Regions from separate parts of the Mus musculus genome. Here regions 1, 2, 3, 4, 5 and 7 are each linked to region 6. The links are chromatin loops, found by intact Hi-C in ENCODE. Cell type or tissue: heart. All regions are shown on one strand. Region 1 overlaps Fam126a (family with sequence similarity 126, member A). Region 2 has its middle 38 kb from the start of Gm42228. Region 3 overlaps Fam126a (family with sequence similarity 126, member A). Region 4 overlaps Fam126a (family with sequence similarity 126, member A). Region 5 holds the start of Fam126a (family with sequence similarity 126, member A). Region 6 has its middle 23 kb from the start of Klhl7. Region 7 holds the start of 2700038G22Rik (RIKEN cDNA 2700038G22 gene).

What was found. Hi-C counts contacts between places; a loop is a spot of excess contacts. Peaks named below come from ENCODE experiments on the same cell type or tissue, not always from the same donor. Only the 100,000 strongest peaks of a DNase experiment are listed, where the experiment ranks them.
Region 1: it touches region 6 in a loop (2.0-fold over the local background); 3 of 42 quality-filtered maps call a loop at or near these places.
Region 2: a loop joins it to region 6, with 7 times the contacts of the local background. A loop is called at or near these places in 14 of 42 quality-filtered maps.
Region 3: a loop joins it to region 6, with 2.3 times the contacts of the local background. A loop is called at or near these places in 3 of 42 quality-filtered maps.
Region 4: it touches region 6 in a loop (4-fold over the local background); 2 of 42 quality-filtered maps call a loop at or near these places.
Region 5: it touches region 6 in a loop (4-fold over the local background); 6 of 42 quality-filtered maps call a loop at or near these places.
Region 7: a loop joins it to region 6, with 14 times the contacts of the local background. A loop is called at or near these places in 20 of 42 quality-filtered maps.

The regions. Positions count from the first base shown.
Region 1 is chr5:23,975,205-23,979,204 of GRCm38, forward strand. All of the region lies in intron 10 of Fam126a (family with sequence similarity 126, member A), which reads right to left. Among named protein-coding and RNA genes, the nearest start is that of Fam126a, 53 kb to the right of the region's middle. In heart, no CTCF peak of the experiment used is centred here; no DNase peak of the experiment used is centred here.
Region 2 is chr5:23,889,146-23,893,145 of GRCm38, forward strand. It overlaps the pseudogene Gm9534. Among named protein-coding and RNA genes, the nearest start is that of Gm42228, 38 kb to the left of the region's middle. In heart, a CTCF peak has its summit at 1,785 (motif pointing right); a DNase peak (open chromatin) is centred at 1,776; H3K27me3 peaks cover 288 bases.
Region 3 is chr5:23,980,567-23,984,566 of GRCm38, forward strand. Fam126a (family with sequence similarity 126, member A) reads right to left here. Exons shown (of 11, transcript NM_053090.3): 8 at 2,584-2,700; 9 at 1-8. Among named protein-coding and RNA genes, the nearest start is that of Fam126a, 48 kb to the right of the region's middle. In heart, no CTCF peak of the experiment used is centred here; a DNase peak (open chromatin) is centred at 1,745.
Region 4 is chr5:23,991,734-23,995,733 of GRCm38, forward strand. It overlaps Fam126a (family with sequence similarity 126, member A), which reads right to left. Exons shown (of 11, transcript NM_053090.3): 3 at 3-104. Among named protein-coding and RNA genes, the nearest start is that of Fam126a, 37 kb to the right of the region's middle. In heart, no CTCF peak of the experiment used is centred here; a DNase peak (open chromatin) is centred at 1,758; H3K27ac peaks cover 1,094 bases.
Region 5 is chr5:24,027,503-24,031,502 of GRCm38, forward strand. It overlaps Fam126a (family with sequence similarity 126, member A), which reads right to left and starts at 3,188. Exons shown (of 11, transcript NM_053090.3): 1 at 2,977-3,188. In heart, a CTCF peak has its summit at 2,178; DNase peaks (open chromatin) are centred at 2,139 and 3,189; H3K4me3 peaks cover 2,228 bases; H3K27ac peaks cover 2,068 bases.
Region 6 is chr5:24,075,181-24,079,180 of GRCm38, forward strand. No RefSeq gene overlaps it. Among named protein-coding and RNA genes, the nearest start is that of Klhl7, 23 kb to the right of the region's middle. In heart, CTCF peaks have their summits at 2,339 and 3,435; a DNase peak (open chromatin) is centred at 2,361; H3K4me3 peaks cover 1,020 bases; H3K27ac peaks cover 880 bases.
Region 7 is chr5:23,848,731-23,852,730 of GRCm38, forward strand. Gm42228 (a long non-coding RNA gene) reads right to left here. Exons shown (of 2, transcript XR_880875.3): 1 at 3,968-4,000; 2 at 724-1,400. It overlaps 2700038G22Rik (RIKEN cDNA 2700038G22 gene), which reads left to right and starts at 1,867. Exons shown (of 4, transcript NR_045042.1): 1 at 1,867-1,891; 2 at 3,391-3,425; 3 at 3,988-4,000. It overlaps Snord93 (small nucleolar RNA, C/D box 93), which reads left to right and starts at 3,503; the gene lies at 3,503-3,547. In heart, CTCF peaks have their summits at 1,702 (motif pointing right), 1,935 and 2,701 (motif pointing left); a DNase peak (open chromatin) is centred at 1,851; H3K4me3 peaks cover 1,887 bases; H3K27ac peaks cover 1,197 bases.

The DNA.
Region 1 (4,000 bases), 100 kb before region 6:
ACTTGAAGAACTTGAAAGACACAACACTGAACTAAACTGATTCATTACAATATTAAATTCACCAAGTAAAAAATGTGGAGATCAGGTCAACATGCAATTAGTTGTGTAATACATTTCTTTAAAAAGAAATGTTACTGTTACTACTCCACTGTGTTGAAATCAGGAGGAATTATGATCATATGTGAACCCCGGGCCTTCAGGCCACTGTGGTGCTGCTGACAGTGGGTGACTGAAGACATCTGGGTCCTGGAATGCCAGCAAATGTTAAGATGAAAGTAGGTGCTGCCTTCATTAGGATATTTCCCATAGCAATATGAGCCGTGGGCAATTCTTGAGGAAAGAACACCACACTCATTTCAGAGCATCCAGAAGTAATTTAAATGGTCCAAAATAAATAATAAAAAACAGACCATGAGTTTGGACTAGAAGAATAGATTGTACTAATAGTAGAAAAGAATCAATGTGATGAATTGCTTAAATTGAATGTCTTTGTTTGCTATGTGTAATCTTTGATGACTCTGATACACATACAAACCACTATGCCTACACAGCTTACCTGAGTGATAAAAAAGGAAGAAAAGTCATAAAGAAAACCCTGTCTGCCTGCTCAGTGGGAGCAGCCCCCACCCACTCCTTCCTCTAGCCTGATGTAAAAAGAGGGATAGACGGCAGCAAGGACAGGAAAGTGCACAACAACAAGCCAAGGTCAGCCACGAGTCACACGTCCATCTGATGAGCTTGAGAGTCACCTGGGACACTGGCCTCTGATGGATGCTTGTCTTCTAGGTTACAGAGTGGAAACCCACCCACCCTAGGTAGTAGCATGCTCTGCACTGAGGCTAAGTGGTGGAAAGAAGAAGGTGAGCGAGCACTCTCCATATGTCTTCTTCCTAGCTGCCTTGCCTGCACTCCTGCTATGTGATGACTGCACCCTCCAACTGTGAGCCAAAAGAAACCCCCTTTCCTTAAATATGTTTTCAGGGTATTTTTGCACAGCAACTGTGGTGTTTTGAATTGGCGGGATGTGGGTTTATGTATGTATGTATGTATGTATGTATGTATGTATGTATGTATGTATGTATGTATTGTTTTCCTTTGGGGGTTGGTGGCAAGGGTAGAAGGTGGCTAAGAACAGACAGGGAGATAATGAAAATAGGTTCATATATTTGAATGCTTGGTGTCTGGTGGGTGGAAAGGTTTGGGATTATGAAGTGTGGCCTTGTTTGAGATGAGTCACTGGGAGTGAGTGGGCTTGGAGGTTTTAAAGCCCATGCCATTCCCAGTAAGCTCTCTGTCTTCCTTCCTTCCTTCCTTCCTTCCTTCCTTCCTTCCTTCCTTCCTTCCTTCCTTCCTTCCTTCCTTCCTTCCTCCTTCCTTCCTTCCTTCCTTCCTTCCTTCCTCCCTCCCTCCCTTCCCTCCCTCCCTCCCTCCCTCCCTCCCTCCCTCCCTCCCTCCCTCCCTCCCTCCCTCCCTCCCTCCCTCCTTCCTTCCTGCTTGTGGATCAGATGTGAGCTCCCAGCTACTCCCCAGGACCTTGCCTGCCTAACCGCTGCCATGTTCCCCATGAAGACCACGGACTTTTGGAACTGCAAGACCCCAGTGAACTCTATCTTCTATATGTGGCCTTCATCATAGCGTCTCCTCCCAGCAACAGAAGAGAACAAAGCTCAACAGAAAAGATATGCTTTAGTCCTTGTCACATGTGGAAAACAGAAGGAGTCAGGAAGACAGAAGCAGACAATTCCTTACAGTGAGTGCTGCTTTTCCTGCTCCATCCAGGCTCCATCACCACTCGTGCATGGTTACAAAGCCCTAGCCCTTCCTCCCATGGGGATGGCTGTGGCAGAGTGGGGAGATGAGCTGAATGGAGCGCTTACCCAGGATCCCATCAAACACAGGCACTCGCAGTCTTCAGTCATGACCTCAAGTGACCTCGATAGTACTATGCTTCAGAAACATGACAATACAGAATGGCCACTGTGGCTCACGCTGGGATCTACATGTCCTTTCATACTGTTTCTTAAGAAATGTTTTACTTTGATTTTGTTACAGAAAATACAATACATAAAATTTTACATATGAAGAAAATTTTAAATCTACTTTTAAATCGAGATTGTCTATATATTTAAGAAGTATACAATGATAACCATCCTCTCCACAAGAAACTACTGCCTGTTCGAAAGCAGAACAATAATATGTCCAGGCAGAAATCACAGACATGCAGAAACATGGAAACTTCCTGAGCAATGCTTCAGGAACGTGTGGTTTCCACGTGGCTTGGGTGCTGGGTGCTAGGTAAGCCTAGTGTGGCAGTGTGTGAGGCAGGGGACCCTTCAGAAGTGGGGCCCAGTGCAAGGTGTTTAGGGTATTTTGTTACTGCAATAGAAACACAGGAAGCCAGAATAAAGATTAAGACTAACTATCCTTGAGAAGGATGCTGCAGCCTACCTATAAAGAGTCAAGTAAGACTAAGCAAGTACCATTTATTACAGCCCAGTGGATGGGAGTCATTCACATCCCAGAGAGTGAGAACTCAGGCGCTGCAGCCCACACTCTAACTGCTCATGAGTGTGCCTCTTTTCTTTTGATAGTCCATTCTCTTTTATATCCTCAATTATGACACTTTTGCTATCATAAACAGGAGGCACTCAAGTGCAGTGAAGCTGAATAAACATAAAGGAACAGGTAATGCAAGGGCTTCTTTAATGAAGTTGTAGCCTGAGACAGTCTGCAAGGGGCAACCAAAACAGATCCTAGATCCACAAGGGCGTCAGAGACCCAATATATGTAAGGACTCTTTTTTCTTGTTTTGGTCATTTTTTTTCCTACAAAATGTTTCTGAAAAGTAATGTCCATCTTGTTAAAGGATATGTATTTCTTTCTTGAAAATCCAAAACTGCGCGTGTGCGCACAGTCAGTCACACACACACACACACACACACACACACACACACACTCGAGGGAGCTTCAATATTTCTCATGTTTGAATTGTGCAACCCACATTCCCCCACCCACTCCCCATGTAAACACTGAGAAGGAAGGCAGAAGCGCCTGAGAACCCCCTCTTACACGCCTCTGCTCTGCAGCAGTAGTTTGGGAGTGCTCTCGGGGCCAGTGCAGCCCAGTCTGCTGCACCTGCGCCTGCTTTCACACGGTGAGGGGGTGTCCACTAAGTTACTTTCCTTCTATAGTTTATTCTCATTTAACAGCATAACTTCACTGAAGAAATGGAAGGATGTTTGGACTCGGCATGTTTAAATGGATTTTGTATGCATTTTGTAGTTGCCTAATAGCAAATATCACAAACTCTTTTATGACTCCCTGTTGGACCTTGAGGATTCACAGAGTAATTTTAAAAATGAGTAGATCAGCAATGGCCCTTGGTTAAACAGTAACATCACCCTCTTTCCCGGCATATTCTTTCAGAGTGTCTGAGGGGAAGTGGCAAGCCTTCAAGGTCAGGATCAGTTTTCTATGTTACAACCTGTGACATCCTTCCCTTTCCCTTTCCTCTGTGGGCCACCGGAGCGCGGCTATGACGCAGTCTCCCAGGCTGAGCTGCCACTTTCACGGCAGTGCAGAGGAGGAAGAAAGCAGAGTGGGTCTCTTAACCACGTGCACGGAGCACGCACGGGGCAAAGCGGTGCTGACGGTCATTTTTGAGGAAGGTGGCGTTACTCGTCTGACTCTCCTCTTGGTTAGAGAGGAGAGAAGGTATAACAGGAAGAAGGGATGGAATAAGGAGGAGATTAAAGGAGAAGAGAGGGAAGTGGCAAAGCACGGGGATGCATGGTGAATGCACTTAACTTCCAGCAACACTTTAATACAGTAAAATAAAGCAGGTAAGAAAGAAAACTAATATAATCTTGAATGAAAATGAATTTGTAAATCAGAAATGTCTAGTGTATCGACAGCATGGCACTCTTTACCAGGGAGTTCCGACAGAGTGGAAGGTCACTGGTGGGTACTTCTACTCCAACACGAAAAAACTTGCATTGTG
Region 2 (4,000 bases), 190 kb before region 6:
AATAAAAAATTTAAAATAAATTAATTTTAAAAGCCAATGGAGCCAAAGCTGGTTTTTGGGAAACACTTATAAAGTGAATTACTCTATTTTAGACATGGAAATTTACACAGTAATGAAATGTTTCAGGGCTGCTTCTAACAATGTAATTATCATGAACATGATAGTAAGAAAAAGAAGATAGAATGTATACCATAGAAGTCCATCTATATAAACTTCAGAGACTAAATGACTACACCACTGAGGATTGTCAACAGCAGAGCTACACTGGAGTAAAGAAAAATCAGAAATGAGAGATAGGAAGGATGGGTGCCATGAGGCTCACAGCTAGTCCTCCAGGGTGAGGTGCTCACAGCTAGTCCTCCAGGGTGAGTTGCTCACAGCTAGTCTTCCAGGGTGAGGTGCTCACAGCCAGTCCTCCATGGTGAGGCATTCACAGCTAGTCCTCCAGGGTGAGGCACTCACAGCCAGTCCTCCAGGGTGAGGCGCTCACAGCCAGTCCTCCAGGGTGAGGTGCTCACAGCCAGTCCTCCAGGGTGAGGTGTTCACTGCTAGTCTTCCAGGGTGAGGTGCTCACAGCTAGTCCTCCAGGGTGAGGCGCTCACAGCTAGTCCTCAAGGGTGCGGACAGTGTGGCTGAGAGTGGTCCCTGAGAGGTGGCTTCAGAGCCGGCTGTGCCCTTATTCCCTGGGGTTCCACATTACCATATATATATAAAATCATGCTTTATAATATGTTTTGTTCATTTTCTTGTATTCATTCTACAGTTGGTCATTGAAAACATATCCCCTCTTCTCTTTTTCTTGTTTGCTTGTTTTTGCTGTTTTTTTTTTTTTCCGAGACAGGTTTCTTCTGTGTAATAGCACTGGCTGTCCTAGAATTCACTCTGTAGACCAGGCTGGTTTCAAACTCTCAGAGATCCTTGTGCCTCTGCCTCCCAAGTGCTGAGATTAAAGGTGTGCACTACTATACCTGTCTCATTTAAAACAAACACCTATATTTTGCATGCTCTACTTTGGGACATTCCATCATCTTTAATGTAAGTTTTCTTAACAATATAAAAACATTAACTTCATAATTCATATTACCCATATTGATAAGGCACAGCCAACATAAAATCTTGGACTCATGAGGTAGATCAAAGTTGCTTTTAAAACATAGACATCCAAATCATTATAATTATTAAATCCAAATTGAGCATATATTCAAAGCAGATTCTCCAGTAACTGAGAAAGTAGTGTTGCTTAGCATTAATATACTTTCAGAAACTAGCCTAGGCTAAATAAAAATGCAGGCAACAGAAAATATATACAATATATACAAATTAGGGAATTCCCAGATTCTTTTTCCATTGGCTTAAAGTAGTTGTCTCTTATTGTTCCGGGTGAAAATTTAGCGATGTCCCCTTTCTCAAGTGCAGAGAGCCAGTTACTCCATACTTTAAAAGACATGGCCTATTGGATAATGGAAAAGCTTAGTAGCTCCAGCCAGCCCAGTCTGGGGAGGTAGGACAGGCACCTTCAGTGGACTTATTCCTCAACAGTTCAGAGAGCATGTAGGAGTTGAGCTAGGAACAGAGCTGGGCTGGACCTGGCTCTCTGGGTGGGAAGAAGACGGAGGCACAAGAGAATCTCCAGGTTAGGGGGTGAAGTGCAAATTATGGATGATGGGAACCGGGTGTTTCCCATTCTCTGGATTTCCCACACCCGGGGGGGGGGGGGCTGAGGCAGAAGACTTGGTCTAAGGAAGAAAGGAAGAAAGACACAGGGAAACAGAAGGGGGCGCCCTTGTCTCTCTGGGATTAGAGCAGTAGTCCCTCCCTCATCCTCACTTAACTGCAGCACACGTTTGGTCCTTCTCCATCATCGCAGCCAGGGTGGTGGAAAGCAGGCCACAGAGCTCCTCTGCTCGATCCTCCAATATTTACATCTTACCCAGAAAACCCTGAAGTCCTCACAATAGTTTAAAGTGTTCCGTGTCCGACTCCGCTCATCCTTCACTACACCATTCTGTGTGATGACTTTTCAGATGCAGGAACATCATTCCTGCCCTTGTCTCTTCCACTTGCTCTTTCCTCTGTCTGGAATTCTCGACTCCAGCAGCCCTAATGGTCATCTTCCCGGAAGGTCATCTCCACCTGCTCAGGATTCAGGAGCTGGGCACGGCAGCCTGGGTCTATAGTTCTGACTACTTGGGAGCCTGAGGCAGGAAGATTGTTTGAAAATCATTTGAGTCTTCAAGTTTGAGACCAACCTAAGCTACAAGGACACTTGATGCTCCCAAAAAAGAGAGAAGGGAAAAACAAAAAAGAAAGGGAAGAGAAGGGAAAGGAAAGGAAAAATATTTTCTACTCAAATACTAACCAGTGGAAATTTCTGAAATGGCGGGAATGTGGTCCTGTGGAGTGGTAGGAAAGCACTGCATGGCTGTGAGGAGAGGAAATGAGGTGTGATAAGGAAATGAGGGTTATCACACGAGCTTAGCATGGAGCTCATGGGGAGGTTGGAGGACAGACAACCCGTGGAGTCAGTTTTGTCTTCCAGGTTTATGTGGATTCCAGATATCTGACTCAGAAGTCCAGCTATACCGAGAGACTTCACCACCCTTGAAACCCCCTTGCTTTCTCTCTTGCTTTCTCATTCTCTGTCTCTCTCTGTCTCTGTTTCTCTCTGTGTGTCTCTGCCTCTGTGTCTCTCTCTGTCTTTCTGTTTCTGTCTCTGTCTGTTTCTGTTTCTCTCTCTCTTCCTCTCTCTTCCTTTCTCTCTCTCTCTCTCTCTCTCTCTCTCTCTCTCTCTCTCTCTCTCTCTCTCTCTCTCTCTCTCTCTCTCTCTCTCTCTCTTCTTTCAAGACAGGTTTTCTCTGTGTAGTCCTGGCTATCCTGGAACTGATTTTGTACAGCAGACTGGCCTCAAACTCAGAGATTTGTCTGCCTCTGCCTCCTGACAGCTGATAAAGGCGTGCACTGCCATGCTTGGTTTGAATTTTTCATTTTAACAGAACTTCTATGTTCTAGCTGCAGCACCTACACACTTGTCATCTCCTTTGCTAGTAGTTCCTTACCATCTGTCGGTAATATACTACATAATTCTATATATACTACACTCCACTACTACTACTACACTATACTACCCTACACTACACTACACTACACTACACTATACTATGTAAATTAATCCTGGGTCATATTTATTGTTTGCTCTTCTTGCTACAAGGCAAGCTCCCCAAGGAGAAAAGTTCAGAGACAAGTTCTCAGTACCTAGGACAGATTCTGGCACATGGCCTATACTTGAAGGGGAATTTGTTTAGTGAATGAACAAACTATGGTGAGACCTGTACACTTTGTTGTGACCCAAGTCGGCTCTTGGCTAACTAGCTCTGAAGCTCCTCTTCTGCCTGGCTGGTCTTACTTTCTTCCAGCCCCTTGTTGTGACATGTCCATTCTTTCTCATGTGTTCTTTTGGGTTTCTCCATGATGAACTCCCTGCCGTCACACCCTGGCCTCTCCATCACACCACCCTGGCCTCTCCATCACACCACCCTGGCTTCTCCATCACACCACCCTGGCCTCTCCATCACACCACCCTGGCCTCTCCATCACACCACCCTGGCCTCTCCATCACACCACCCTGGCCTCTCCATCACACCAACCTGGCCTCTCCATCACACCACCCTGGCCTCTCCATCACACCACCTTGGCCTCTCCATCACACCACCCTGGCCTCTCCATCACACCACCTTGGCCTCTCCATCACACCACCCTGGCCTCTCCATCGCACCACCCTGGCTTCTCCATCACCACCCTGGCCTCTGGGTTTGACTCACTTGAGACTTGAGCACCAGCCTCTATTCATTGGGTTTCTTTTTTTTTTTTAAAGATTTATTTATTTATTTATTATATGTAAGTACACTATAGCTGTCTTCAGACGCACCAGATCTCATTATGGGTGGTTGTGAGCCACCATGTGGTTGCTGGGATTTGAACTTCGGACCTTCAGAAGAGCAGT
Region 3 (4,000 bases), 95 kb before region 6:
CATTGTATCTGCAAAATATGGGAGTTAAAGCATTATTTTTAATTTATCCTATATAACAAAACAAAACATAATGAGGAACTATTTATCTCTACTAAAGAAAGCAACAGACCACATTTGCACATTGCTTAACATTCTATTCTCCTTAAAAATTATGTTTAAAGTTCCTATTATCTGAACACCTATTAATAGCAAATAAAATTTTATACATGTACGTTTCTTCTCTAAGGAACATGAGTATTTATAGAACAGAAATCAAAGAGCTAAGGCAATTTCAGGCATCTTACACTGTCAAAGTAATTCAGAACATAATAAACTATATACTTTAGAATAATTTTCTGAACAATTATGGACAAATTACCATGTAGTTCCCATGGTTTTACTGAGAACCCAAGCCTACCCACTTTCCTATGTAGCTGCTGCTTTGCCTCCTGAAGCCCATTTAGAAAGGAACATAAAGCATGTTGCAAACACAAGAGATAAGAAATTCAGCATGTGTGTATTACATATGTTCAACTTTCAGTGATATATCAAACACATCCTAAAATCAACTGAGTCATCCAAGTCAACAGACATATAATGGTCTCTGTCAACAAAATAAAGACGCATGAATTACATCAAGAGCACAAGAGAGGCTCAATAGTGAAAGCATTATTCCCATCTGAAAGCCAAGATAAACTCAGGTTATCTTCAAAATGGTAACTTTTAATGAACCCATCACAGAGCCGAGGGAGAGCAACCAAACTTCTGAGGCCAAGAGGGGGAGGCTATAAGCATCAGATGGGAAGTAACTTAGCTCTCCAACAGATTCTAGTACAGCACAACGCTGGCTCTGGAGGTAGCAGAGCTTACAACCCCTGGAGCATATACATGGACTGTTCATGGACTTTCCCAGGCCTCCTATATAGGCATCAGCAAGAAACACGGGAAGCAGAATGGGGACCAGAAAAGGTGGCCTTTGATGGTGCAGGCTTGAAGGAGCAGAGTGGCCACTGCCATGGGAAAAGCACAGGCCTGCCAGACACTTTTTTCATATGAACAAAAGTTGTACAGCTTTTGGGGAGAGATGAGCCAATCCTATTACCAGGCTATCTTTCTTTTTCCTTTCCTTTCCTTTCCTTTCCTTTCTTTTCCTTTTCCTTTCCTTTCCTTTCCTTTCCTTTCCTTTCCTTTCCTTTCCTTTCCTTTCCTTTCCTTTCCTTTCCTTTCCTTTCCTTTCCTTCCCCTCCCCCTTTTGTTTTTCCCTTTTCCCCCCTTTCCCCCCTTTTTCCCCCTTTTCCCCCCTTTCCCCCCTTTTCCCCTTTCCTTTCCTTTCCTTTCCTTTCCTTTCCTTTCCTTTCCTTTCCTTTCCTTTTTTTTTTATGTGTTGATTCTCTCTGGATTTCATATCATGCACTCCAACCCCATTCATCTCCCCATCCCTTCAAATCTGCCCTTGCAACACCCTCCCAAAAAGGGAAAAAAAAACACAGAAAACAACAAAACAAACAAAAACCCTATCACATGGTAGAAGCTTCAGTGTGTCACAGGGTATGTCCCTTTGTACTTTTATCCATAGTCTTCACTTGCAAATGTTCATTACAATGAGTCACTGGTCTGGTTCAAGGTCTCTGGCTTCTTCTACACTAGCAATAGAGGCTCCTCACTGGGTCTCCTCTCAGATATCCTGTTGTTGGCTTCTGCTGTGGAGATCCTGCAGCTTTGCACTCCAGCAGCTCATAGATGGGGTGGATGCTGGGTGGGACAACTCATAGTCCTGGATCTGGGCCTGGGTGGTAGCTGAGTTAGTCAGCCTGCTAGATCTCCCACACCCAAGCCATCAGGGCCAGCTCTCCAGTACTGCCCTGGCTAGCTCTTCAAATGCCACAGCCAGCAAGCGGTAGAGCTAGCTCTCCTGTGCTCATGCCCTCCAGGCTAGCTCACCCATGCCCCCCTCCCACCTCCAGGGCCAGTTCTACTGTACCACCCAGGTGAGGTGCAGGACCTGCTCTCCCAAGTGCTACAGTAGGTGAAGGGCGGGCTAGCTAGCAACAGCGTTCTATTGCTGAAGGAGGGCCTAAAAATGGGAGAGGAGACCCCCTCTGAGGGACAGGCATACAGAGAAACCTAAAGGAGGAAAACTCGCCAGCAATCCAGCTCCCACCCAAATACTAGGTAAAAGTAGGGAAACTTGTAGAGGTTACCCAGAATGTAACTATGGCAACAGTATAACAACCCTGCTGACACCATCCTGGCAAGTGCAGAGAGAGACACTTGTGTCCCTCCCTTTAGCTGTAAGCCCACTGAAGCTGTCTGTGAACCCCAAGAAACTGCAATCTCCCCAAGAGCCTCTCGCTGGCAGAGAAGGACTTGGGCTGCAGTGCCTGCTGGACAGGGAGCTTGTCTTCCAGGAATTCAAGTCAATAGTCTGACAACTTGTCACCACATCTTGCAAGAGAGACTGGAGCAGAGACAATGAATGACAGAGCTATGAGAGGCAGACTGTGGCTATGTATCCCTCTTGTCTTTTATAATTTGTTCCTCTCTTCATATGGCTGCATAGAATAGAACTCCTTTTTTTCTGCTTTTTATATGAGACACACTTACATGGCAAAATACACTCCTGTTAGCATCTGCACCATGAAGCCGGATGAAATCGGTATCCTGCTGCTCACACCTCTGTATTTTCTTACATGTTGTCGGGGATAGCCACAGACACATATTCTGGGAAGATGGAAGGAAACGTATTTGTTAAGTGCAGATGATTCTCTAATATCTATGAACCAACAATAGAAATAACAAATCTAGTATCTACAAAACAATCTTCGGATCAGAATGCCTGTAACATTTCCCTGAATATGATATACTGGTAAGAGACGGTAAAGCCCAAGGCAGGCAGTGTACACAGTTGGTGAGTCACACGCTCACTGGTTGGTTTACTAATTTTGATCAACTCAATTATCAGTAACTCTGGGGACATTACATGGAACTTACCATTAACAGATCTTTAGTATAATCTTTAACTCCTGATTAAATTCTTGGTACAAACTTATTATCGGAAAAATTACTATAACCCAGAATAAAGCTTCATAAAATATCCATTACAAATTTCAGACAGATAAAAAATTGTAATGCTCTTCCCAGACATAGGGATGCACACCTTTAATCCCAGCACCTGGTAGGCAGAGGCAGGTGGATCTTTGTGAGTTCAAAGTCAGCCTGGTCTACAGAGTGAGTTCCTGGACAGCCAGGGCTACATAGTAAAAGTCTTGTCTTGAAAAAGAAGCTAAATAATAATAATAATGCTAAAAAACATATAAGAAATAAAGTACAGGCAGTTTTATACTGTTTACAACGTATCTAAACACAACACCCTTGAGAGAATTCTAAACAGAAATCAGCAGGGTTTGCAAGTTTGTTTTTTTTTCCAAAGAAAATAACTTACATAAAATTCAGGCAAACAAAACACTTATGATGAGAAGCAGTGCCAGCGACAAGTGAGCCGTAGCTCAGAGGCCTGCCTCTGAACTACCAACACAGAACCAGTTATATACACTAGTCAGCACACTATAATGCAATTAAACTGTGCTTTTAAAAATCTCCTTAGGAGCAGGGTGGTGGTAGTGCATCCTTTGAGACAGGTGTATTTCAGTGAGTTCAGGCCAGCCTGGTCTATAGAGAAAGGCCCAGGATGGCCAGGGCCATACAAAGAGAGCCTGTCTGCAAAGAGCCTGTTAAAGGAGTGCTTGCCTAGCATGTGTGAAGCCCTGAATTCCAGCCCTAGTGTTTGTGGGAGTGTCTACCTAAATAATGGGGGTCGTGTGAAATTGCAAAAACAACACATGGAGCATGCATGATCTCAGCTTGTATGCAATTAATAAACAGGCACACAATATTTCTCAGAGAAAGCTAGAGTTATGGGATTGCAGACCTGTTTTCCTTCCTTGTGTATATATGTATTGCCTAAAATGTCTATCATCAACACAAACTTAAAGAGAAACAAGAAGTTTCTATTTTTAGGTAA
Region 4 (4,000 bases), 83 kb before region 6:
ACCTCACTCTGTGGCTCCTGGATAACTTTATAGAGAGATGTAACTAAAGAACTCTTGTCTTTCAAATTTGTGGCATAATTTGGCAAAGATGTTTCTGGGAGTGTCTAAACAAATTAAAAAAATTATTTTTATGAAATTCTAAATCAGACAAATTCATACAAAAGAAAATTAGTATATATTGGTCATTAACACAGAAGGAAGGAAACAAAGAAAGACTGACTAAAAGACATAGTTTCCAGAATTCCATGCTGGTGTTTGGTACAACTTTATAAAAATATCAAAAGAACAAGAACAAAAATAAATAAAATAAAATTAACCCTGCATTCTCACTTAAGACAGTGAATTTTATGTGATATAGATTATAACTCAACAATAGCAAATTTAAAAAAAAGTTTTATTCTTTTATTACCAATAGGGTCAATCACCATCAGAACTCGTGATTGGAATCAGGGCAATGGCTCGGTACATAAAGCACTTGCTGCACAAGCGTGCAGAGCAGAATTAGGATTCCCAGGTCCCACATCAAAGCTGGGCCGGCATGGTGCTGACTTTAGTCCCAGTACTCTGGAGGCGGGGACAGGACATTACCAAGGGAAGCTGGCTTGCTAGACTAGCCAATGGTGCGCTCCGTGTTCAACCAGAGACCCTGCCTCCATTAGTTAAGTGCAAAGTAATCAAAGAAGATACTCAGTCTCAACTGTGGACCTACACATGCACTCCCACATGTGCAAGTGCACCCACACACATGCAAACACCCATGAACACACGCATGCAGCCCACACATTTATAGACATTCAAATGAGAAAACTTCATCTTTAACTGCCGGTTTAGATCAGAAACAATATTGAACCACATGTAAAGACAGTTCCGCCTTCAGAGCATCAGGAGTGATAGATCTCCTTAGGTCCATGAGGATGTGCTAATGTGTCTAACATGTACACCACAGGCCACCGGGTCCAAATACTCCTGAGTTCCATGCTACTGCCAGAGATGAGTCTAAACTGCAGGTGGGGCAAAATACATAGACTCCTCAGAACTGGGAAACTCGGAACTGTACTTCCACAAATTAATTCTGCTAATGCCAGTTAAAATACAGACCATCAACCACAGCCTGTTGGCACTACTTCTTCAGCTCAGAGAGAGGAATGGAGACAGAGACTCTCAGTAGTAACTCAAAAGCATGGGTGAAAAGGTGACAGGAAAAAACTGAAGAGAAAATTTACTGTAACAATAATAAAACGTATCCTTTAGAGCTTATCTCATTAGCAGTGTTTGTCTCCCCATCACTGCTCACTCACTCCCACAACAGACAGCATCTCAAAGACTCCTAACAGCCATGCTAAGACACGCACCAGATCACACATATCCCATAACCAAGTATTTCATGATTTAACATGGGCTGTGGCTACAATACACAGTTTTACGTGTGCATAAGTATGCATAGAAAATTAAGCTGTATCGCTTCTTACAGCAGGGTTATTTGATTCATTCTTACTTCACTTTCTTCCCAAGGGAAAGCTGTCTTTTCCCCTCTCCATCCCCATCACTCAACAGAAAGCCTCAGCCTCAGACCTTTGCTGGGAGAGCACTGAGGGACAGAAAGAATTGAAACTAACATTGTCTGGACTCTTTAAAACCAGGTCCTATTTTGCCTGAAGACATGTAAGTGACTAGGTCTTTCTGATTTAATAAGGGCTTTGTTTCCCAGCATGGTGAGTAAATGTGAAGCATTTGGAAGCCTGCCACCATTCTCCAGAACAATAGCAGCAACAGCCACAACAGCAAAAGCAGCTCCCATGCCCTGCTCCGGAAGGCAGAGAAACAAAGACCTCCAGGCCACATTCCATTTCTGTCATGTAATCAAGAGTAACCTAATACTGGAGAAATTTATATAACAGCATCAGCTGTCGAATCTCATTAAAGCAAGCCTAAAGGTATGTGCAAAGCACACGATTTAATCTACACAGCAAGTGAAGCACACTATGGAGTCTATGTGAGCACATAAAGTATGAAGCCACAGGCTTCAGGGTTATTATCCTTCCCATCTCCCTCTCTGACCCTGTCCTCCCATCCCTCACCCCATTTCTTCCAACACTAAAGGCCTTTATGGAAACCTACCATAGAAACCTCCTCAAATGTAAACACATACACCTGCATATATAAAATGAGCTACCTTATAATGGAGAATGACGACAGCCCCCTAAGGTGTATGAGCTACCCCCTTTTGAGCTGTTACTTAATAGGGTCACATAGACAACTCCCCTCCTAATTCCAGGGTTAATTTTTCTGTTCTTGGGTTTTTGTTGTTTGTTGGTGGTTGGTTTGGGGGAGGGGTGATTTTTGTTTGGTTTGTTTTGGGGTATGTTTTTGTTTTTTGTTTTGTTTTGTTTGCTATTGCTCTTGGATATCCTCCAGAACTTAAGGTAAAACCCTACTGCTAAAGATACCAGATATCTACATAATAGGACATGGAAAAGCCAAGCTTGTACCATCCTAGATGCTGCCTTACTTCCTAGTTCTCAGTGCTGGAAGGCTTTATGCATCTTACTAGGGAAGTTTTACTTGTGAACACTGTAAGCACCAACAATGACTGTACGAGCCAGAGAGACTGGATGTCTGCAGTGAAACAATATTTGTCAGACATGATGCCTCAGTTGCACATGGGAACTCACAGCATCTGAGACAGCACAGGATTTGCACAAGATCAAGCAGCTGAAGTCCTAGCAGGGAGAGGGAGGGGCCCATGAAGTCCCTCTCCCATCTGAGGAGCAATTAGTAATTAATGGCTGCGGGGTGTGAGAAAGTGAATTTTCTCAGGGATGCTGGCCCTAAGAGGCTGGCTACCTATGCTCCAGTAGATGGTCCCACATCCTACACATATAGGCACAACTAAATGGACCCAGTGAGTATTTCAAAAAAAATTTTAAAGATTAGAAGAAAAAACATATGAAATTAGGAGAAAAAGTAAGAAGGAAGGATAGGAAAGGAACTGCAGGGGAGAGAAGTGGGGAAGGGTTGATTAAAATACACATGCACATATAAATATTAAGTAAAATATTTTTAAAAGAGAAAAAGAAATAGCCAGAGTTAAAAGTACATCTCTTTTCTAAAATCTCAAACTCTGTGAAGCGCAGAATCCTGGGGCTTCTGTTGATAAATAAGAAAAGAAAGCCTTTAAAACCAGTGAGGCAAAACCAGCCATCATATACAGCTCAAAATGCCTTCACTATCTCATGGTTTGTATGTGAGGAAAGTCACCTTTCTACACAAGGGAAGGGTATAACTACTGCGCTTACGGTGCTACACGAGGGAGACAGAGAGATGGCTTAACATAAGAACCCTGACTGGCCTTCCAGAGGACCTGGGGTGATTCCTACTCTCAGTGCCTACACAGTGACTCACAGCTATCTATAACTCCAGTCCCAAGGGATCCCACCTCCCCTTTTGGCTTTTGCAGGTGCCAGACATGCACATGGTACACAGACATGCATGCAGACAAAACACCCATAGGCATAAGATAAATACATAAAAATTAAAACAAAATAAATGGTGCTTTGAAGAACTAATCTTAAGGACCAGATGAACTCAAGAACTGTCGGCCTTCTCAATTACCATGTTTCTTACGCTGTTGAATGCAGAATGGAGACGAAATTTTAAGAAAAAAGTTGAATGCTTCATACTTAAGTACCATTTGGCAGATGGCTTTTAAAATGTAAGGAGGTGACATGGATTGGGTGGAAGAAGACAGGCAGATGGGTGAAGATTCAATAAAGAGAACAATCCCATTCAACAGCTTCATACATGAAAATGGATTTTTGAGCCATATATTGAGTATCAGAAAATTGAAAAACTTAGGAGCCTAGAATCTGCTACATAAAATACACAAAGCAATCTGAAACTTTTTTTTTACAAATAAGTCATTGAAAATATTAATTATTCATGAGACCCTAGTTTAGTCACTTTGTTAGTCTACTTAGAGAATAATACCAACAAGTTAGCT
Region 5 (4,000 bases), 48 kb before region 6:
TGGGGCTAAGCACCCGGGTCATAATCAATTGCTAAATGTCCTTCCTCCATTCAGATAGGCAGCCTAACTCTGGAGGACTAAAAAGAAGCCTTAGCAGCACTTGCATTTCAAAAAGAAGCAACAAACTGCTAATTCCCGTCCAACACAACCCCGCCCCCCAAAAAACCCCTGACAAAGCCTTCCACAGTGATACCACAGGTCTTCTTCTGAAGAACCTCTGTTCTCACAATACTAGGATGCTCTCTTCACTTTTTTGTGGACCTTTAAAGGGCACTTTAGGAAACCAATCTTGGTACTACTGATAACTGACAATTAAAACAAAGAAATACAGTCGTCATTATCTTGTTTCTTATTAGAGATGTTGCCTTCAGAAATGTATTTCTTACTGATCACCGTTGTCTCCGGCTCCCCAAGGACTAACTAGGATTAATCACCTCATACCCACCGGCAGAGGTTTTGCCTTGACGCTGCTCTTTATTCATGCATGCACAAACATGAAATTCTTTCGACCTATGCTCTACTGTGGGGGGCTTCTTATAAAAGACTTACTTTACATGTCTGAGTGTTTTTTTCTGCAAATGTGTGTGAAAAACACGAGTGCCTGGTGCCTCTGAAGGTCAGAAGAAGGCATCTAATCTGGAACTGGAGCTAAGAATGGTTGTGAATAGCAACCATGTGGGTACTAGGAACCAAACCAGAGTCCTCTGCAAGAACAAGTGCTCTTAATTACAGAGCCAGTTCTCCTGCCCCTCAAGTGGTTTTTCAACCATGTTCACACATTAAAAATATCTAGGAAATCAACAATATGTTTAAAAACATAAACTTTACAGGAAAGTATCCAATACCAACAGAAAGTGTTCCCTAAGAATCAGAAGGAAACAAAGGATACAAACAATCTTAGGAGGTGATATGTGGGTTTGTTATTTTAATTGTGGCAATGATTTTATAAATATTAACATATTAAATATTAAGTGTCACAATTGAAATATGTATGTATTATACTTCAGAGAGTTCTTGTTTAATTAAATGCTGTTGTCTAGGTCCTATCCTGCCCTTGCTGGAAACAGGGTGGGGAAGGTTCCTTCTGAGAGTAAAAATTTTAAGTTCTGCAAAATACTATATGTGGCCAAGACAGAGAAATGCTATTCCATAGCCAGCATTTTCTCCTTTCTTTCCTTCCATTTTCTTGAAAAGTCTCACTCACACATCTCTACTTTATTGCCATAAGTAATCTTATGACTGGTTTTGGAGCTACACTCTTAAAAGTCACCTATGAAGATTTCTTAGGCTTGATTACAAATAGGCAACAGGATGCTGAATAAAAGTGAACTAGAAGATATACTTAAACTTATTGTCAAAATTACACCATTCTTTAAAAATGTAACCAAAGGGGATTTTATAAAATAGAAGAATAAAAACAAACAAAAAAGTAGAAAAAGGAAAGCAGGGTCCTTCAGTATGGCTCTGGTGGTAAAAGCTCTTGCCACCAAGCCTGATGAAAGGAAAGACAGAACTCTGTCTGCATTGACCCAACCCAGTCTCCACCTGGCATGCATACCCAGAGACTGTAGCTACTGATTATTAACGGGATTTCTAATTTGTTTCTGGAAATAATGTTAATAAATCAAATGACTGTAAAATGAGTCAATTGTAGAGTCTGGTTTCTAAATACATGCTGGGCTTCCCCCTTACTACTAAAGTGAAATTATCTGAATACTTGATTTTGATACCACTCCTGACAAAGAAACCTTTCCCCTTTCTTGTCCTTCAGTGTACTTCAAAAACGTGATACAAAGAGTCATCTTATAAACCTTAAAATGTATTCACCTAAAGGGGAAAAGTGGTCACAAACGATCGGGGGTGGGGGTTGGGGGGAGGAGGCTGGTGCCATTGGCAACAGAGCAGTCCTAGGAAAACACACCTCCCAGAACTATCGCATTGTTTCAAGGTTACCCTAATCTTTGTGGCTTTATGTAGATAAAAGTTGTAACAACTGAAAACCTCAAACTGCAACGCGTGGCATGAACCACAGGGCTGGCACATCTCCTGCAAAACCTACCTTGTTACCCAAAGGACACCCAGTGTACAGAAAGCCAGTGTTACCCTGCATGCAACCAGTAGCAGTCTCTGTATCGCAGCAGCACTCCCCCTACCTGAGCAGTGGAGCCGCTGCCCGCGTGCAATAGCGTTTTATCCCAGAAGCGATTCAGTGCAGTGCAAAACCACTAGGGCCAAATTCTTCAGGAACCTCTAAACTCTAAAGGTACAAAGCAAACACATGCACGCTGCAGGGCAGAGACCCAGTTTTGCTGAAGCTTGCAAACCTGGGGTGTTTTCGTGCGGGGAGGGGGGGGGCAAGGAAGGAAAAAAGAACGAAAGGAAGAAAAGAAAGAAAAAAGAAAGAAGCTTACAAAAAAACAAAAACAAAAAACCGTTCAGTGGACAGAAAACCCTGTCGATCCTCGAGGGCGGTCACAGCAGCCGCAGAAGAGGCAGAACTCCAGGGTCCAGCGCGGCGCAGGCAGAAGAGGAGCTCTCCTGGTGGTGGACAGACAGACCGGTCTGGCACTCCGAACCCCCAGCCCCACGGGATTCAAGACCCGAGCGAGCACCGCTCTGAAGAGCACCGGGTCTGCGGAGCCAGCGTGGGCGGCGAGGCCAGGCTTTGGGCGGCGCGGACGGGTGGGCAGTGGCCATAGGCTACGGTGGGCTCTGTGCTAGGCCGACCCTGGGGCACCCCCAGCTCATCGCCCAACCGGGAACGGAGCCTCGTTCACAGCGGGCAGCCGGCCGCGGCCAACTTAGGGTTCTCGGGCCGCGCCTCGCGCGGGAGCCGTTACCCGCAACGGGCCGCCGCCCCAGGACGAAGTCCTACCCGCCGCCGGCAACAGCTTCAGCCCCGCTCCTCCCAGACCAAAGAAAGTTCTCGGTCTCCCGGCGCCTCAGGGGCCGGCGTACGGCTCGCGGCAGACTCACCAGAGCAGCTCCGGACCTACCGCGGCCTCCCCCCACGACCACGGCGACCACGGCGACCACGGCGACCGGGCGACTGCGCTCCGCCGGCAGCCGCGCCACCTGCCCCTCTCCTTCTAGCAGCACGAGTCCGGGCGAGCCATCTTCCCTCCTCTCTCTGACTGACAACCCAGCCCGGACAGCCGCCACTGCCGCCAGCCTCTCTGACAGGCACCACCAGAGACCCGTCCCCAAGCAGCCAACCACCACCGTCCCACACTGGATCAGCCTATCACTGACCCCCAGGGTGGGCCCAGAACAACTTCTCCACCAATGAGAATCTGAAACTATTGATGGGGGGGGGGCGATTTGAGTGGGCGTGGTCTGCGCGATGGGCGTGGTCCGGGAACGCCCAGGGGAGACGATTGACTGTGTGGTTAGTGGTGACAACTAAGAAGTTCCATGAAGGTCTCAGGATCTCTCTGAGCCCTTTAGACCTTAAGTCTTACCAGATGCTTTAAAACGTAATCAGAAAAGGACAGCAAGCTGATATTCAATTACTCGAATCATTTCCCAAAAGTATATCAAAATTTGACCGGATTCTGGGGGGTGTGTGTGGGGTGTGTGTGTGTGTGTGTGTGTGTGTGTGTGTGTGTGTGTCTGTGTGTGTGTGTGTGTGTCTGTCTGTCTGTCTGTCTGTCTGTCTGTCTGTCTGTGTCTGTGTGATTTCGGAAATAGCAATTAAAATACTACCTTTTCTTATGTTCATTGCTTTTGACTTTAGCCTTGAAAATTTCAAATATGGTGTCTAAAAGACAACTGAAGAGTTAAAAAAAATATTACTGCTTTTGCACCCATGTGGAAGCTCACAACCTCTATAACTTCAGTCTCAGGGGATCAGTAGCCCTCTTCTGGCCTCTGCCCTCATCCAGGTACACATGCACCTAACACACACACACACACATAAATTAAAAGAATTTTAATAGTAAAAGGGAGGATGGAGAGTTGGCTCAGAGCTTAAGAGCACTTGCTGATCTTCCAGATGAAT
Region 6 (4,000 bases):
CAGTGATGTCCGGAGCCAAGGAGAATCATTCAAACACATTGTTCCAAATGCCATCATGATGTCTAATACTTGATAGGCTCATTTACGAGAGAGAGTCTTGAGTGCGCCCTGGCTCGCCAGCAAGAACAACGCTGCAACAGGATCCTTCTGCACATGTTTATTGGGAGAGCTTGATTGCAGAGGCGAAGAGACCCCAAGCCCAGAACTGGTGCTGCTTATATAGGCCTAGGAAAGGCGAGTCTCACACCCGGATTGGTTATGCATGGGTTATGCTTACCACCTCATTTGCATGTCTCACATCTGATTGGTTAACTTGTCTCTCATCTGATTGGTTAATTCTCAAAACCTCATCTTGGCAAAAAAAACTTTACTGCCTATGTATGCGTGGTGGCCAGCGGTAGCCAGCACCACCCTGCAACAGCACAAGTGGCTTCCCACAAGAGAGAGAGAGAGAGAGAGAGAGAGAGAGAGAGAGAGAGAGAGAGAGCGAGAGCGCTACTCAAGCCTGCAGATCAGCCAGCACTGAACAGCTCCCTGCACCCAGCGCAGCTGAGAAACCACAGCCAGCATGGGTAACACAGCCAGAAGCTGGAACCAATGTAACCCAAGGGACTGCGATCCAGATCTAACAGGCATCTGGGGTTCCCTCATTAGCAGTCGGCTCTAGTTGCTCCATTTGACACTGACTGGCCTCCAAGATTCTAGTACAAGCTTGGATGTACCCAGAACAAGTTAGCTCTAGAGACATGAAGGGGAATAACTCGTTCTATCATCAGGGCTGCTCTGCCAAAGGATTTCAACCAAAGAGGGAATATGAACTTTAAGAAAAGGTTGGCCAGAGAGATGGCTCAGCTGCCAATTTATATACATGGCAACTTGAGTTTGATCCCCAGAACACACAGAATTTATTCCTGCAAGTTGCCTGCTGGCCTCTATATGTGAGCTATGCCATCACATATGTGTGATGGTGTGATGTGAGCACACACACACACACACACACACACACACACACACTAAAGGAAGGAAGGAAGTCAGAAAGGAAAAGGTAAAAAATGAAATTCTTAAGATTTTTGGCAGTCTTGTCTGGCACACTTTTCAATGTTTTACTTGAAATATTTTACAACTTGGTTAAATTTTAATGAACTAATAATATTACAAATGATTCTTCTGTGTAGAAATACAAATTGCCAGTGGAATGCAATTGATTATTGTCTTTTGAAAAGATGTATTTTGCACCTATTTATAAATTCATTTCAACATGTCTTTCTCTCTCTTTCATAAAATTCTAATGAATCACTATTTTTTCACTAATTAGTTAAATAAAATCTTCCACATTGATTTTATACTTACATAAGAAGTCATATGGTTATAATAATCCTTTTTAAATTACTCTTTAGTTAGACATGCAATTAATTGGAAAGAAATTTCTGTCTTAATTCCTAACTGCAAACATCGTTAAGAGAAAAATCTGTTGTTCTTCATTCTTACATTCTTATACTTACATTTTTATGCGTAACTTTTTCCTTTTCATTAACCTTAGGAACTTAATAAGGAAGTCACAGCTGGGTGTGGTGACCCATGTCTTTGATCCCGGCACTCAGGAGGCAGAGGAAGGCAGAGCTCTGTGTTTGAGGCCAGCCTGGTGTACAGAGCAAGTTCCAGTACAGCCGGGGCTACGCAGAGAAACCCCGTCTGAGAAAACCAGTCAAACAAACAAACAAATAACCCACAGTCACTTCATTATTAACTGTCAAAACCTTGCGTGGGAACTCCTTTAATCTGGTCCCACGGCCCTTTCAGCGCTCACCCTCAAGCACATATCAAGAATCCCTGTTTTCTAGGATTTCAATCCTTCAGGGGACAAGAAGTTTGCCTTACCACATGAGGTCCTGAGTTTGATTCTCAGAACCTACTTAAGGGTGTGTGTATCTGCAGTCCAAGTGCTTCTCCTGTGAGTCAGGAGGTGGAAAAGGAAAACTCCTAGCAGCTCAGGGGGCAGCTAGGCTGGTGGACATAGCACCAAACAACAAGAGATTCTTCTCCAACAAGGTGGAAGGGGAGGCCTGATAACCTGAGGTTGTCCTTTGTCCTCTGACCTCTACATACAAATTGGCAGGTTAGGGGCGGGGGTGGGGGTGGGGGCGCTGTACTTGTAACCCCACCCCCACCCCCATTGTTGTTGTTGTTGTCGTCGTCGTCGTTGTCCAGGCATGGGGTCCTTGTTTTCCAGTAGTAGAAAGCAAAGGCTATTTTACAACGCATTATTTTTCCCCTGTCTCCTGTCTTGAAAATTGCTGTTATCTAAGGCGTAAAGCTCCTTCTAGTGGAGACAAGCCGCACAGCCTTGGGGCTGGGTGTGAGCACCAGAAGCCAGGGCCTCTGGACAAATCCTGGAGCTGGAAACGGTCTCTTGAAAGGCTGAGCTACGATGATTTTCCCAAGCATGTTAAATATCAGTGCCCTACATTTCACGTAATCTGAGGTTTCACTCGCCTCTACGACTTTAATATGCTTATTGTTTAAACAAAAGGCGTTCTCCGCCAGCGAAATGAAAGGGGAAAGAGAGAGGGGGACAAGGGAGGGAGGGAGGGAGGGAGGGAGGGAGGGAGGGAGGGAGGGAGGGAGGGAGGGAGGGAGGGAGGGAGGGAGGGAGGGAGGGAGGAGAGGAAAGAAAGGAGGGAGGGAAGAAAGGAGGGAGAGGGAGAGCGCGAGAGAACAGAGGGCAGGGACTATAACAGGTAGGGACTGAGGGATGCTGGGAGAACCTGGAGAGACCAGGTCCGTTTTAGCAAATAGTTTTAGTTAAATAGGCACCTTAACAGAGAGAGAGAGAGAGATCGAGTTTGGGGAGAACTATAAACACAGTTTGTTTGAATTCCAATTCGTTTCCTTACTCCTGTGTATGTTTTTGTATAAACAGAAAGGGGAAAGGTCAGAACACAGATGAGACACAGCGTGGGAACAAGGTACAGACCATAAGCAAATAATCTCTAGTCCTCTGGGTTTGAACTAGATTTTTGGTTTTATGTGATACATAAAATATTAATTTTAACTTCCCATTTGGCAGTGACAGAGATGTCTGTGGTCTCTAAGGACACTGGAATCGTTATTACAGTCCCCAGGGCTTTCTCTAAAGCAAGAGGCAAAATTTTCCCACTGTGAGCTTTTCCTTCTGATGGAAATCAGGTATCACTAGATTCTAAAATTGTTTTTTGTTTTGTTTTGTTTTGTTTTTTCCCCTTCTCCTTAGCTGCAGTTTTTGTAGACACAAGATTGCATCCCGTGCTACCCAGGGAACTAAAAAATAAAAATTAAATTTAAATTAAAAACAAAAAAAAATGATGACTAGTACTGGATCTTTGGATCTGCAGGTTCTGATTAGCATGAACACAGAGTCATCTGAGTTAGAGGGCTCAGGCATCCTCCCAGTTCTCCTGTAAGACAGACAGAGGGCACCAAAGAGGGATTCCTCTCATGGTGGTCACTGGCCTGAGTGTAGAACTTACATGATCTCTAAAATCCCTAGACTGTTTCTCAAACAGGCGCAAATACCTAAGATAGTGCTCTCTTTTACATGTGCACAGACACATGCATGTGAACGTACACACATATGCACAGACAGTAGGTATGCTATAACTATTATGTTATAATCAGACAATGCCCAGATTATCAATACAAATATACTTACTATTCATATGTACTTTATGAGACTTAGGTAGGCAGGCACAGTGCTAACTTAGCAACTGGGACGCCATTTGGCTTGAGGTACGCAGGCAAACACACCTCTCCTAGCAAAGCACTTAGCAACCTGAGAGTGGTACTTACAAGGATCCAGCCGCATGCACATCGCTCTCCAAACAAAGCAATCTGGTCATTCCTAGAGCTGCCTAGCAACCTCTTGGTATCTCCTCATTTGTGGCCAAATGCATCCTGGAACATATCTAGGAAGGAGGGGCAGTGTGCCAATCCAGCCTGCACTGGTTTGGGGTGCACACACACA
Region 7 (4,000 bases), 230 kb before region 6:
CCTTAAAGATGGTGCCTGCCGGATGCAGAGCTGGTGGTGTAAACAAATCTATATTTGGTGGAGACGCGCCCCTGCCGCCCTGATTGGCTGAAGCCTTGTGCCTGGTGAGGTGACGTGGCCTGCCGTGAGTGGATGCGGGCTGAGAGTATATAAGAGTGAGAGGCCCGGGGTTGGGGGAGAGAGATGAAGAGGGAGAGAGATGAAGACTGAAGGTTGCCGAATAAACTGCTGTTAGAAGAACTGGTGGTCTTGTCGTTCGGGCTGGTCGAGGACGAATGCAACAAACCATCACAAGGATAGTTTTGGCCACACTGTGCTGTGCTTAAGTATACCTAAAATAAATAACTGAGGTCTGACTGCCAAAGTTTTGTCAGCGCTGACCACTGAGCCCTGTGGAGCTGACCTGCCTTGTATCCTCACCTCCCAAGGCTCCTCTCTCTGATGCCCATGCAGGCTGCAGAGACCTCTGCAGGGCGGGGAGGACTAGTGAAGAGTCTAGCTGAGTCAGTGACGCCCAGTGATAGAACTTGTCTCAAAAAATAATGTGGAGAATAATTGAGGGAAAGAAACACCAACCTGTGACCTCCACGTGCATGGGCAACACGAGCACAAACACAAAGACACTCACGTACACATACTGAGAAACAAATAGAGAAACAGTTTAAGGTGCCTATAGATATGTTCTTGTGTTGGGGTCTAAAAATCCAAAACAACCCGAGCAGGTTCAAGAGTCCCCCCAAAGCAAGATCTTTATTTGAATTAGGCAGCAAAAATCAACCAGTTAGGAACAGCAGCACAGACTCCGTCTGACTGCGTCTTCGAACATCTTAGTAAGTATTTAAGCAGATGACAAAGATGTATTGCACTCGGGCTGCTGCTGATCAATCAGGGCCATAGAAGAGACTCAGGAACTGAACTGCAACCCCAAGCCAGAATGGTACGGGGCTTTTAAGCTTGAAATCCATAAACGTCTGTGCTAAGTTATCCCACCAATCAGGACTTAGGGGTAGGGGACTTCCTTAAGAGCACGTCTTTGTGGTGCACTTACTCTGTTCCTACAGGACTCAACTGCAGCGTTCATGTTGAAGTGCACTCACCTAGCATCCATGCTTCTACTCACCAAGCAGGAAGTCAGTTACCCAGGGAGGTCTTGGGAACTTAAACTTTGAGTTAAGGCCTGTTCCAAATGGCTTCAGTTGGTTCCTTCTTACACCACTGTCTTCTGAATTCTCCTCTTGCGTTCCCACAAGCAATGGATGAGTGGGGTCTGGGGTGCAGGCGTTTTGATAAGTGTGTAAGTGGTACCATGGTGGTGTCTTACTTTTCAGTTCCTCAGTGGCCTGTGACGCTTAACATACCAAGAGCACACAAAGAGTAGGCAACTCTTTTGAGGGCTGTTGCTATAAGGAGAAATAAAAGGTGGCTTACTTGTGGCAGGATGTAGCAGGAATTTAATGGCGGATGTTTTGGTCTGTTTGGTTGGTTTACGTTTTGTTTTTACATGGCTAGAGAGATGGTTTGCCGCTTAAACAGTGTTCTGTTCTTGTAGAGGACCTGAATTTAGTTCCCAGCATTCAATTTAGGAGGCTCACAGCTGTCTGTGAGTCCAGCTCCAGGGAAGCTGACACCTATGTCTGGCATTTTGAGCACATGCAAATATCACAGACAGACATAGTTTAAGTCTTTTTGGGGAAGCGGGCGGGGCCAGTGGCTCTGGTGCCGCCAGGGGGCGCGTGAGGGCCGGCGCTGGAGTCAGGCGGGAACGGGGGAAGGGGCGGGCAGGAGGGGCGCTGGGCCACTCTGGTTGGCTGAGCCCCGGTGCTCAATGTCCGGTCGGTTTTAAACTCGGTCCCGCCCTGGCGCCCAGCTCTTCCGCCGCGGCGCGCTCCTGGTAAGTACTCTCCCCATTGCGAGTCCCAGGACCACGCCACGTGGTCTTGGCGATTTTCACGGCGCTCGCCCGTGGCGCGGGTCCCTGCCCATACGCGTCCCTTCTGTGTGGGACAGGCGATCAGCCTTGCGCTGCCCGGATTTGTCCCCTCTCGGATGGAGGCGCGGCGTCCGGACAGCCCGGGTCCTGGGCACACTCGGGGCTTCCCGCCCGCCCAGGACTCCGATGACGGGGACATCGACTATTTAGGAAGCGAATGAGATCAGAGCTCGGAAAGTAGCAGGAGGCAGGATAATCCCAGTGTCAGCAAGGGCAGGGGTGATTTCGCCCACGCAGGCGCGTCCTCGCCGCCGCACGTGTCCTTTAATTGCTGCTTGGCACAAAGGCTGGGCTTTTTGTTTTGTGCTCATTTGTTTTAAGGTTTGAGGGTATATTCAGGCGGATACCTGCAACCGAGTCCAGCAGGGACCTCTGCCTACAGGACCTGGATTACCCTACTGCTGACACAGACCCAGCCTGTCTGGGTTTTGGGTCCTGGGAGAAATCTGAGCCACTGGATTAGCACTTAAGCAAGGTGACTTATAAGCAATGATTTAGGAATCGTGATTTGGAATTCCTAAGACCGGGTATAGGTGTTTAGCGAGCACCCAGGAGTCCTCCCTGTTTAAGAGGTGACTGATTGAGACACCAATTAAAAGTAAATATCATGGTTGGAGAGATGACTCAGTGGTTAAGAGTACTGACAGCTCTTCTAGAGTTCCCGAGTTAAATTCTCAGCAACCACATGGTGGCTCACAACCATCTGTAATGAGATCTGATGCCCTCCTCTGGTGTTGTCTGGAGATAGCAACAGTGCACTCATATAGAAGAAATAAATCTTTTTAAAAGATTATTAGATTATTGAGACAGATTGTCATACTGGCCCAGAGAATATTTGTGCTCTAGGACCCTAAGTATTGGCATTTATGGACATAAGCCACTGTGCCTGGTAAAGGACATTTTAGAGGAAAAATAGGCTTGTGGGCTCTTGTAAACAAGTTCCCTGTGTTGTAGTTTTCTTTCCGTTAGAGGTTAGGGTTCTGTTGAGCCCCTTCGAGAGTGAAGGGCAGCATGAGCCACCTTCTAAGGTAAGGAGTTATTTTTCCCTTCCTCATTCAGGCTCAGGAGACACATCTGACGCTGCTTCTGGTTTTGAAATCAGAGAAAATGTTTCACTTTCTTAAAGGAAGAGTACTGCTATTACCTGCAGTACTATTTGCTTCTAAACATTAAGAGTTTTTGCTTCTGGGGTGGAAATAGTGGGAAAGATGGCCCAGAGGGAATAAAATGGACTCCCAGCTGTCAGCAGTATGAAGATTAGAGCTCTGTGCAGGAATAAATGCTAGTCAGAGGCAGGCCTTCCATCACCAGATGCAGCTAGGAGCCACCAGGAAGGTCCTTTCTGAAGGAAGCTGTGGCTGCTGCTTGTAACAGTGCTGGTTCTTTTTTCTTTTGAGCAGATGAGTGCTGTGTCCAGGATGATCATGAATTCAAGGTATGTGTTAGATGGCAAGTTTGGCTTTCCAGGCATAATTCCAGGAACAGTTCTTGGCCAAGGATGAGAACTCTAACCTGACTGGATACGCTGCTGTGATGGGTTAAAGGATTTACCTGAGGCCAATAGAACAGGCAGGAATTTAATGCAGTCACCCCATGTCTTTTTAAAGTAGATGAGGGGTTGGAGAATGGAGTGAGAGGGCTTAGCAGTGCCAAGCCCGTTACCTTTGATTCTGGGACCTGGTGGAGAGAGCCAGCTCTCTAGAGTTATTCTTGCACCTTCATGTGTGTGCTAGCACACGTGTGTGCACACTCAAAATAATAAATGTAATAAATGGGAGCGTTGGTGAATGTTTAATACTTAGAGGGTGATATGGCTTTGCATTTCAAGTTGTGTTCAAACATTTCTGAGTAGATCCACCCAATGTACTGGGTAGTACATTAAGTGTTCTATTTATACTAAAAGATGGTTAATGTCAACATAGTCCACACATGGGTGTGTTGCTTTATTTATTAAGTAATGGTTGCAGATGTACTTACCTCTGGTGTTCCTTCTGCAGCTCTGGAGCTTGA